2 separate regions of the Homo sapiens genome follow, and region 2 is linked to region 1. The links are chromatin contacts, found by Hi-C or POLR2A ChIA-PET in ENCODE. All regions are on one chromosome and are shown on one strand. Each heading gives the region's core, a stretch centred on a gene start or an enhancer-like site at or near the end of the contact. The rest is flanking DNA. Distances are from core to core; before and after follow the strand shown.

Region 1 (4,604 bases), core at 799-3,298:
AGCTGAAGGAGCCGGGGAGCAGAAAGTATACGTGTTAGATGTGAGGAAGAAAATAGATTTATGAGAACTGTAGAGAGTGAGTTGAGCATAGTTTGTGATTTTGAGGGCCTGTAAAAGTATTAGGGCAGTGGCAGCCACTGCACGGAGACATGATGGCCAGCCTAAAACAGTAAGTCAAGTTGTTTGGACAAAAAGGCTACAGGGTGCGGTCCTGGTCCTTGTGTAAGAATTCTGACTGTACAGCCCTGCACTTCGGCTGTGTGTAATGAAAAGGGTCGGGATGAGTCATGGAGAGCTAGTGTGGGAGCTGTGTTTTAAGGAATGGAAAGGGGAGAGGAGAAAGGATTTAGGATCTATGGGGTCAGCTAGGTTTATCTAGAACAGAATAATGGGTTGTGGAGGGAGGTATTGAGGATAGGAGAGTATATGGGTTTGGCACCACAGGGTGGATAGGCAAAACAATTTGGTCGATATGGCGCAGATCCTGAACTAACCTGTAAGGCTTATCTGGTTTTTGGACAGGTAAAATGGGGGAATTGTAAGGAGAGTTTATAGGCTTTAAAAGGCCATGCTGTAACAGGTGAGTGATAACAGGATTTAATCCTTTTAAAGCATGCTGTGGGATGGGATACTGGCATTGAGCGGGGTAAGGGTGATTAGGTTTTAATGGGATAGTAATGGGCGTGGATAGTTCACCAGGGAGGGAGTAGAGGTGTCCCATACCTGTGGATTAAGGTGAGGAGATAAAAGAGAAGGACGTGAAGGAGGCTTTGAACTGGGGAAAAGGGCAGCAACGAAATGTGGCTGTAGCCTAGGATTAGTCAGGGAAGCAGATAATTTAGTTAAAATGTCTCGACCTAATAAGGGAGCTGGGCAGGTGGGGATAACTAAAAAGGAGTGCATAAAAGAATATTGTCCAAGTTGGCACCAGAGTTGGGGAGTTTTAAGAGGTTTAGAAGCCTGGCCATGAATACCCACAACAGTTATGGAGGCAAAGGAAATAGGCCTTTGAAAAGAAGGTAATGTGGAGTTGGTAGCCTCCATATTGATTAAGAAGGGTGACTTACCCTCCACTGTAAGAGTTACCCAAAGTGTCCGTGATGGCCCGGGAGGCTTCGAAGGTGATCAGACAGCATCAGTCTTCAGCCGCTAAGCTGAGAAGATCTGGGAAGGAGTCAGTCAGAGAGTCTTGGGCCAGAGATCCCAGAGCTCTGGGAGTGACTGCGAGGCGAGTGGGACAGTCTGATTTTCAGTGGGGTCCTGCACAGATGGGACACGGCTTAGGAGGAATCCCGGGCTGTGGGCATTTCTTGGCCCAGTGGCCAGATTTCTGGCACTTGAAGCAAGATCCTGATGAAGAAGGTCCTGTAGGAATGCTTGACCACTGCGGTTTAGGCATGTGCGGCTTAGGCATTTTGAAGTTCTCGTGTGCTGGAGGTGCAGCTGGGTTTTGTCTCACAGCAGAGGCAAGTAATTGTAACTTTTCTCTATTATTGTACACCTTGAAGGCAAGGTTAATTAAGTCCTGTTGTGGGGTGACGTGCACCTGTAATCCCAGCTATTCAGGAGGCTGAGGCAGGAGAATAGCTTGAACCAGGGAGGTGGAGGTTGCAGTGAGCCGGGATCACGCTACTGCACTCCAGCCTGGGCGACAGAGTGAGACTCCATCTCAAAAAAAAAAAAAAATTATTCTTTGTTCATTTCCTGACCCATGATAACCGAACCCCTGGTATTTTTCGCGTGGGTCCTGTCCACCTGATGGTAGTCAGGACTGTCCCTTACCGGGATTTTCTTAAAATTGATGAGCTCTCCTCCTTTCACGCATAACTTCAAGGCGATCACGTCGGGTGCACCACTTGCAGAGTTTATAGCTTGCAGTGAACGCCAAGAATGAGTTCTTAGACAATTCCAGCTGAGTGGGGCCGGGGGAATGGGGGGGGCATTTCTTCTAAGAGAACCCGCCCCAGCATCCGTCTGCCAAGTATTTATTGAAAGTGCTTGTTAAACCACAAACATCCACTAGATGGCTTTTTGAGGTCGGGTCGTGAGACACCTGCGGCCTCGTAAAAGCACTCAAACCGCATTCTCAGGAGGCTGTTTTCAGCGTTCCTTATCACACCACACACTCCACTCCCTGTCCTGTTTTCAGGGTCAAGGAATTTCATTCTCACGCACAAATAACATACACACAGTGCCTCAGTATTCTTCCATGCCCCGACCTCAGATGCCATGTACATAAGCTTGAATATGTTGCTGTGCACCCCCCACACTCAAGTGTCCCCACCCCTTTAAATATGTTGTGTGGGGCTAGTTCTTCCATTGCCCATGAAAGATAACTCAGGCAGGCCACAGAGCATACCTGCTCAATCCTTGGAACAAAAAAAAAAATCCTCCAAGCATCATTCTGAATTACGTTTTTTCTCTCGGCCAGCTCCGACTGAGTGGTTTGACATGGGAAGCTGCCAGTGTGAAACTGGCAGAGTGGCTGGCTTCCTCAAGAATTTCTTTCTTGCCTTCCTGTGTCTGACTCTCCACCCTCTCCCTCACAGCCAGAAGCAGAGGAGGTGAGGGGGACAAAATGCTTTACCTGACGGCCATACACTGGAAGTGGTTTTGGTTTCCTCTGGCTGTGGTGGATGTTCAAATTGACTTTTGCTCTTGTGCGATGTTTGTGTGTCTTTTATAAACTCCCAGTAGCTGAATATCTCTCACTTATACTCTGTAGCCCAAACTTTGAATTATATTATTTTATTTTTTAACTTTTACTTTAGGTTCAGGGGTACATGTGTAGGTTCCTTATATAGGTAAAGTGTGTGTCATGGGGCTTTGGTGTACAGGTAATTTAATCACCCAAGTAACAAGCATAGTACCTGATAGGTCCCACCTTGAATTTGTCTAGGTGTTAGATTGGCTGCAGTTCTCTACCACTTCCTGTTATCTGAGGCCTTTACAGTGTGCCTTGGTGGCTAGTCACTCTCACCAAAAGGTAGAGTTTAGGAGGGCATGGTGGCTCCCACCTGGAATCCCAGCTACTTGGGAGGCTGAGACAAAAGGATCACTTGAACCCAGGAGGTCGAGGCTGCAGTGAACCATCCATGTTCATGCCACTGCACTCTAGCCTGGGCAACAGAGAAAGATCCTGTCTCAAAACAAACAAAAAAACATGGCAAAACCCTGTCTCTACTAAAAATACAGAAATCAGCCGGTGGTGGCATGCACCTGTAATCACAGCTATTGGCTGAGGCATGAGAATGGCTTGAACCTAGGAGGTGGAGGTTGCATTGAGCCGAGATCATGCCACTGCACTCCAGGCTGAGCGATGGAGAGAGACTCTGTCTCAAAAAAAAAAAAAAAAAAAAAGTTTGATAACACACTCAGCTGATGGGGTGGGGAAAGGAAACTGGTACTGTCACACATTGCCGACAGGAAGGAAGGTACACTGGTGCGGCTTCTACAGAAAGCATTTTAAAAATATCTACCCAAATCAAGTATTTACGTATTCTTTGACCTAGCAATTCTACTTCAAAGAACATACATTTACACTAGACATTTTTTTTTTGAGATGGAGTCTTGCTCTAGAGTGCGGTGGCACAATCTCAGCTCACTACAACCTCCGCCTCTGCCTCCCAGGTTCAAGCAGTCTTCCTGCCTCAGTCAGCCTCCTGAGTAGCTGGGATTACAGGTGCGCACCACCACGCACAGCTAATTTTTGTATTTTTTGTAGACAGGGTTTTACCATGTTAGCCCGGCAAGTCTTAAACTCCTGACCTCAAGTGATCCACCTGCCTTGGCCTCCCAAAGTGCTGGGATTATAGGTGTGAACCACCACGCCTGGCCTACACTGGACATTTTTGAGAGTCAAGGGAGCACTATAACAAACAAGGGGTCGGGTGCGGTGGCTCACTCCTATAATCCCAGCACTTTGGGAGGCCAAGGTAGGTGGATCACTTGAGCCCAAGAATTTGAGACTACTCTGGGTAACATATTGAGAGAACTCATCTCCATTAAATTAAATTTAAAAAAAAAAAAAAAAAAAGAGGCTGGGCGTGGTGGCTCAAGCCTGTAATCTCAGCACTTTGGGAGGCCAAGTCAGAAGGATCATGAGGTCAGGAGTTCGAGACCAGCCTGGCCAATATGGTGAAACCCCATCTCTACTAAAAATACAAAAATTAGCCAGGCATGGTGGTGTGCGCCTGTAGTCCAAGTTACTTGGGAGGCTGAGGCAGAAGAAAAACTTAAACCTGTGAGGTGAAGGTTGCAGTGAGCCGAGATTGGGCCACTGCACTCCAGCCTGGGCAACAGAACAAGACTCCGACTCCGAAAAAAAAAAAGAAGGAAGCACCTCTCTGTTTGATTTCAAGGTATTAAGTGAGGAAAAGCAAGGAAAAGAGTAGTGATCATGTATTTATATGTATGTATACATTTATACATATACACTTATATATATTAATACATGCTTATATATATAGACTCTATCTCTGCAAGTGCAGCAGATGTAGGTTGGTGGGAGGCTGACACGTGTACAATTTTGGATACCTGTTTTAAGAGAAAGAATACCAAAAGTATCCCAGCACTTTGGGAGGCCGAGGTGGGCAGATCACCTG
Region 2 (4,604 bases), core at 983-3,482, 46 kb before region 1:
AAAAATGTTGGCCAGGTGCAGTGGCTCATGCCTGTAATCCGAGCACTTTGGGAGGCCGAGGTGGGAGGATCATGAGGTCAGGAAATTGAGACCATCCGGGCTAACGCGGTGAAACCCTGTCTATACTAAAAATACAAAAAATTAGCCGGGCGTGGTGGCAGGCGCCTGTAGTCCCAGCTACTCGGGAGGCTGAGGCAGGAGAATCGCCTGAACCCGGGAGGCGGAGGTTGCAGTGAGCCGAGACCGCGCCACTGCACTCCAGGCTGGCGACAGAGCGTGACTACTTCTCAAAAAAAAAAAAAAAAATGTTGCAGGGCACGGTGGCTCATGCCTGTAATCCCAGCACTCTCGGAGGCCGAGGCAGGCGAATTGCTTGAGCCCAGGAGTTAGTTCCAGACCAGCCTGGGCAACATGGCAAAACCCTGTCTCTATTAAAAATACAAAAAATCAGCCAGGCATGGTGGCAGCTGCCTGTAGTCCCAGCTACTCAGGAGGCTGAGGTGGGAGGATCACTTGAGCCCAGGAAGTTAAGGCTCCAGTGAGCCATGATCATGCCACTGCACTCCAGCCTGGGAACAGAGAAAGAGAACCTGTCTCAAAAAAAAAAAAAAAAAAAAAAAGGCAATGGTGCTATGGTTACGAAAATCTGGTGGACCCAACAAATCTTATCTCTCTGCTTAAAATCATCCAATGATTCCCCATCTCACTCAGAGTAAAAGTCCTCACAACGACCCCCACAAGGACAAACTGTGATCAGCAACCCCACTACCCATTACCTGACTTCCTTTCCCACAACTTTTCCCCTTGCTCACTTCATTCCAGCCACACTTCCCTCCTTACAACTCTTTAGGGACTCTGCTCTAGCAGATTCCCTCTGCCTGAAATGTTCTTCCCTCACTATCTGCTTGTCTGTCTCCCTCACTTCCTTCAAGTCTTTATTCAACTCATCTTTTCCATGGGGGTTACTGAGACCACCCTATTTAATACTCTAACCCGCCAGTTGGCCTCCCCTATGTCCTCAACCTTGAATTTCTCCTTTTCTCCACAGCACTTACGGCCTTCTGGCAGTTATATAATTCATTTATTACATTTATTGTCTGTATCCCCATAGAATGGCAGCTCCACGATGGCAACGATTTGTCCCTTGTTCACTGCTGCATCCTAAGTACCTACAACCACGCCTAGCATGTAGTAGGTGCTCAATAAATACTTGATTAATAGATCTGAGAAGGCTTTTACTACTTCTTACTGTCACATAATACTACTCTGCTCTCTGGTTGTCACGAGAGAAAGAATCTCTCTTAAGGCTGAATCCTAACTTCAGGGAAACCTGAACGTGAAATACTAGTAAACAAAGGATTCAGGCAGACCTTTCCTGGCACCAGAGATAAGTACACTCCAGCTGTCACACACATTCATCTCTCTTCACTGGAGACAGGAAGCTGCATATGGTTGTGGGGTGCAGCAGGGCACCATTTAAGAGAAAGAACTAAATCAATCAGTTTCATTGGGCAGGAATCTGCACAATTTGGGAAAGGAGAGAGAGAATGAGAAGTCTTTTGGCCCAGATTACCCTACTCTCCTTCTCCCTTTCCTACACTCCGAAGCAGCAGTGATAAGGAGAGGCGATTAACACAAAAGGACCTCAGCAAGGATGTGGCCTCAGACACCATGTCCCCAAAAGGAAGAAGTCATATCAGAACTCTCCCTTCTTACACACTGCAATCACACCCTGAGTAGGAATAAAGAAGTGGAAATGTGTCAGACGAGCCTGAGAATTCGAAATGAGAAATCTCGGAGACATGAAAGTTAAGGGAGGGGCTCCAGAAACTTGAAGCTAGGGGAGGGCAGACAGACGTGCCTTCCGACCTCCCCGGGTGCTCTAAGCCGTCTCCACTCCTGCCTCCGCCCCTTTCCACTTGTGCGGGGGCGCACGGACCTTCGCTCTCCCGGTAGACATGACAAAGGCCGACCGGGAGCCGGGGGCGCGACAGCATCGGAGCGGTCAGCCTTCGTCCCCATCCCCAGGGCAGGACACCTGCGCCGCCCCTACTCACCTGCGGATCCATGTCCACCTCGGTCCCACACGCGCCGGGGGAATGCAGTGGAAGAGAACTGGGTGCCGGGGATCCTGGGACTCGCGTTCTCTCGCCCGCTCGCGAAGCAGGGTAGAGAACTCGCACGGCTCCGGCCGCTACCAGCCCCGCGCCACACCCGCCACTTTTGAATTCCAACGGCCACCACCCACTCTCACCGCGCTCTGCACGCAGGGACCAATCGTCGCTGTCGCCACAGCCGAGGGCCAATCGCAGCGTTCTCCGCCACCCGAAGCCACACCCCGCCCGACAGGCGCCTTGTCTTTTCTGTTTCGCAGGCGCAGGAGAGGTAGGCGGATTAATTCCACTTCCGGTGCCACTTATGCTTCTCACCCCTCCCCTCCTCTAGCGGCAATAGTGCTGGACTTCCGCTCGGCTCCCCGCCGTCGCTCGCTACGTCAGAAAATGCGTGGACGTCGCCGCACGAACGCAACTGGCCAAGCGAAACTGGTGGCGGCCGGAGGAGAAGGGGCGGGGACGCTGGAGGAAAGAAATGACGCGTGCGCAAACGAGGACCCGTGCCGGGAGACAGGCGGGACTAGCGCCTCCTGGTGACTGCAGTAGGGAGCGCACTTGTTTTCCGTCGACGTGATTGAGGCTCCAGCGCTGCCTCTCCTGGTCGTGGTTGACTGGGCCCGGAAGTGGCTCCTGGAGCCCTCACGTGGATGTGAGTGGCCTGGTCTGTTCATTCCCTGGTAATGTTGCCATTTCTCACCAAATTTAGGAATTTTTGCGCTCCATTGAAGCCTGACAGTGGGGATTCAAAGCTCAGGAAAGAACTTTTCTTTATAGCCCTCTTCTCTCAGCCAGCCTACTTACCTGGGTGCTGTTACTGGTACTGGGCTCAGGGCCTTTGGAGTCTCGAGCTCGGGGAAGATTTACTGCTTCCATTTATGGAGTATTTTATGTTTTGCAGATTGTGCACCTGTATTATCTCGTCTTTTAATCACGAAAATTCACTGAGTTCCTACATTGTGCCACATTCTTTGTAGAGATGGATGGAGACAGGTTCAGAAAGATTACACAATAAGGTCACACTGCTGGTTAGGAATGGATCTAGATTCCATTAGCTTCAAAATCCAAGCTATTTCTGTTAACTCACGTTGCCTCTAACAGTCTCGGTGACAAGAGCAACCCCTTACGTGTGAATAGGGTGCTAGTTTGCAAAGTCGTTCTACCATATTTACTCATCCGAGTTTCCATCCAATCCTGGAGGTAGTCAGGACAGGGTTTTATTTATGAAACCGAAAGGCAGGGGCCTCAAGCATATGTTCGGGGATTTGGTGTGCAGTTGGAAATTGGCAGGTCTGACACCCGCGCTGCCGTCTTCTATCCATTGCTTTAACTTGGCTTCAAACAAGCTTGTAGAGAGAAGCAGATTGTGGGGAGACACACTGTCTGAAAACCATGTTGCCATCCCCCCAACCTTTGATATCCTGGGAAAACTCCAAAAAGCAAGAGCTTGAAGAGAACACAGTAAAAAGAAAAGGAAGAAACTAGAGAAAACCAACAATGGAAGGTAAAGGGGGATAACTGAGAAGGGAGACCTGAGAAGAAACATATAGCAAAAGATATTTATCAAATTAAAAAAAAATTTAAATGGAATGGAGAAATATAGACCCATTAGCAGATTAAAGGGGGAAAATGTATTCATCTCAATTGATGCAGCAAAGTCACTCAAAATATTCAACACCCGTTGATATTTTTTTTAAAACTCCAGAAGCTGATAAAGGACATCTTCAAAAATTTCGCAAAACACATCACCATAATGGGGAAATGTTGAAAGCGTTCCTTTCAAGATGGGGAACAAGGCAAGGATGCCTGCTCTCAATAATCCTCATCAATAAAACAATGGAAGTTGTAGCCAGTCCAATAAGCAACAAATATATAAGGACTACAAGAAACATTAATGTTAATATTCGCAGATGAAATTATTGCATGTGCAGCATCCCTAAAATAAAATTCAGATAGAATTGATAAATAAGTTTAGCAAGGTTGATGGATAAAAAATCAGTAAGAGGAAAAAATCAATTTTCAAAATCAATTGCATTTCCGTCTTCAGCAACACTAGTTACAAAGTGTAACTGTAAAAATTACACTATTTGGTGGCCGGGCGCGTTGGCTCATACCTGTAATCCTAGCACTTTGGGAGGCCGAGGCGGGCGGATCACGAGGTCAGGAGATCGAGACCATCCTGGCTAACATGGTGAAAAACTCTCTGTACTAAAAATACAAAAAAAATTAGCCGGGCGTGGTGGCGGGCGCCTGTAGTCCCAGCTACTCAGGAGGCTGAGGCAGGAGAATGGCGTGAACCCGGCAGGCGGAGCTTGCAGTGAGCGGAGATCGCGCCACTGCACTACAGCCTGGAAGACAGAGCGAGACTCCATCTCAAAAAAAAAAAAAAAAAAAAAAAACCAAAAAAGTTAGCCAGGCGTGGTGGCGGCCGCCTGTAATCCCAGCTACTCGGGAGGCTGAGGCAGGCCCACGGAAACAGTGACATGATTCGTG

What was found. A loop is a pair of places that touch in the nucleus more often than their neighbours do. ChIA-PET counts read pairs that join two places held with the same protein, here RNA polymerase II (POLR2A). Pooled maps may share reads with other maps.
Region 2: a loop to region 1 is called in a map of CD8-positive, alpha-beta T cell, with 8 times the contacts of the local background. The contact joins the promoter of KIFC1 here to the enhancer-like site in region 1. A Hi-C loop is called at or near these places in 12 of 168 maps with a recorded cell type or tissue (B cell, CD4-positive, alpha-beta T cell, CD4-positive, alpha-beta memory T cell and 7 more), 17 of 37 single-sample maps with no recorded cell type and 17 of 50 pooled maps. POLR2A ChIA-PET finds 5 or more read pairs at or near these places in 23 of 52 experiments (A673, B cell, CD4-positive, alpha-beta T cell and 18 more).

The regions. Positions count from the first base shown.
Region 1 is chr6:33,342,840-33,347,443 of GRCh38, reverse strand. No RefSeq gene overlaps it. Among named protein-coding and RNA genes, the nearest start is that of SMIM40, 16 kb to the right of the region's middle. RefSeq lists a silencer at 165-365. Within about 2 kb of position 2,048, at least 12 of the 41 ENCODE cell types and tissues checked have a DNase peak (open chromatin) inside an H3K27ac peak, as active enhancers do; they include B cell, CD4-positive, alpha-beta T cell, CD8-positive, alpha-beta T cell and 3 more, where a contact is called at or near this core.
Region 2 is chr6:33,389,451-33,394,054 of GRCh38, reverse strand. KIFC1 (kinesin family member C1) reads right to left here and starts at 2,232. Exons shown (of 11, transcript NM_002263.4): 1 at 2,058-2,232. The coding sequence starts at 2,069. It also overlaps the pseudogene RPL35AP4.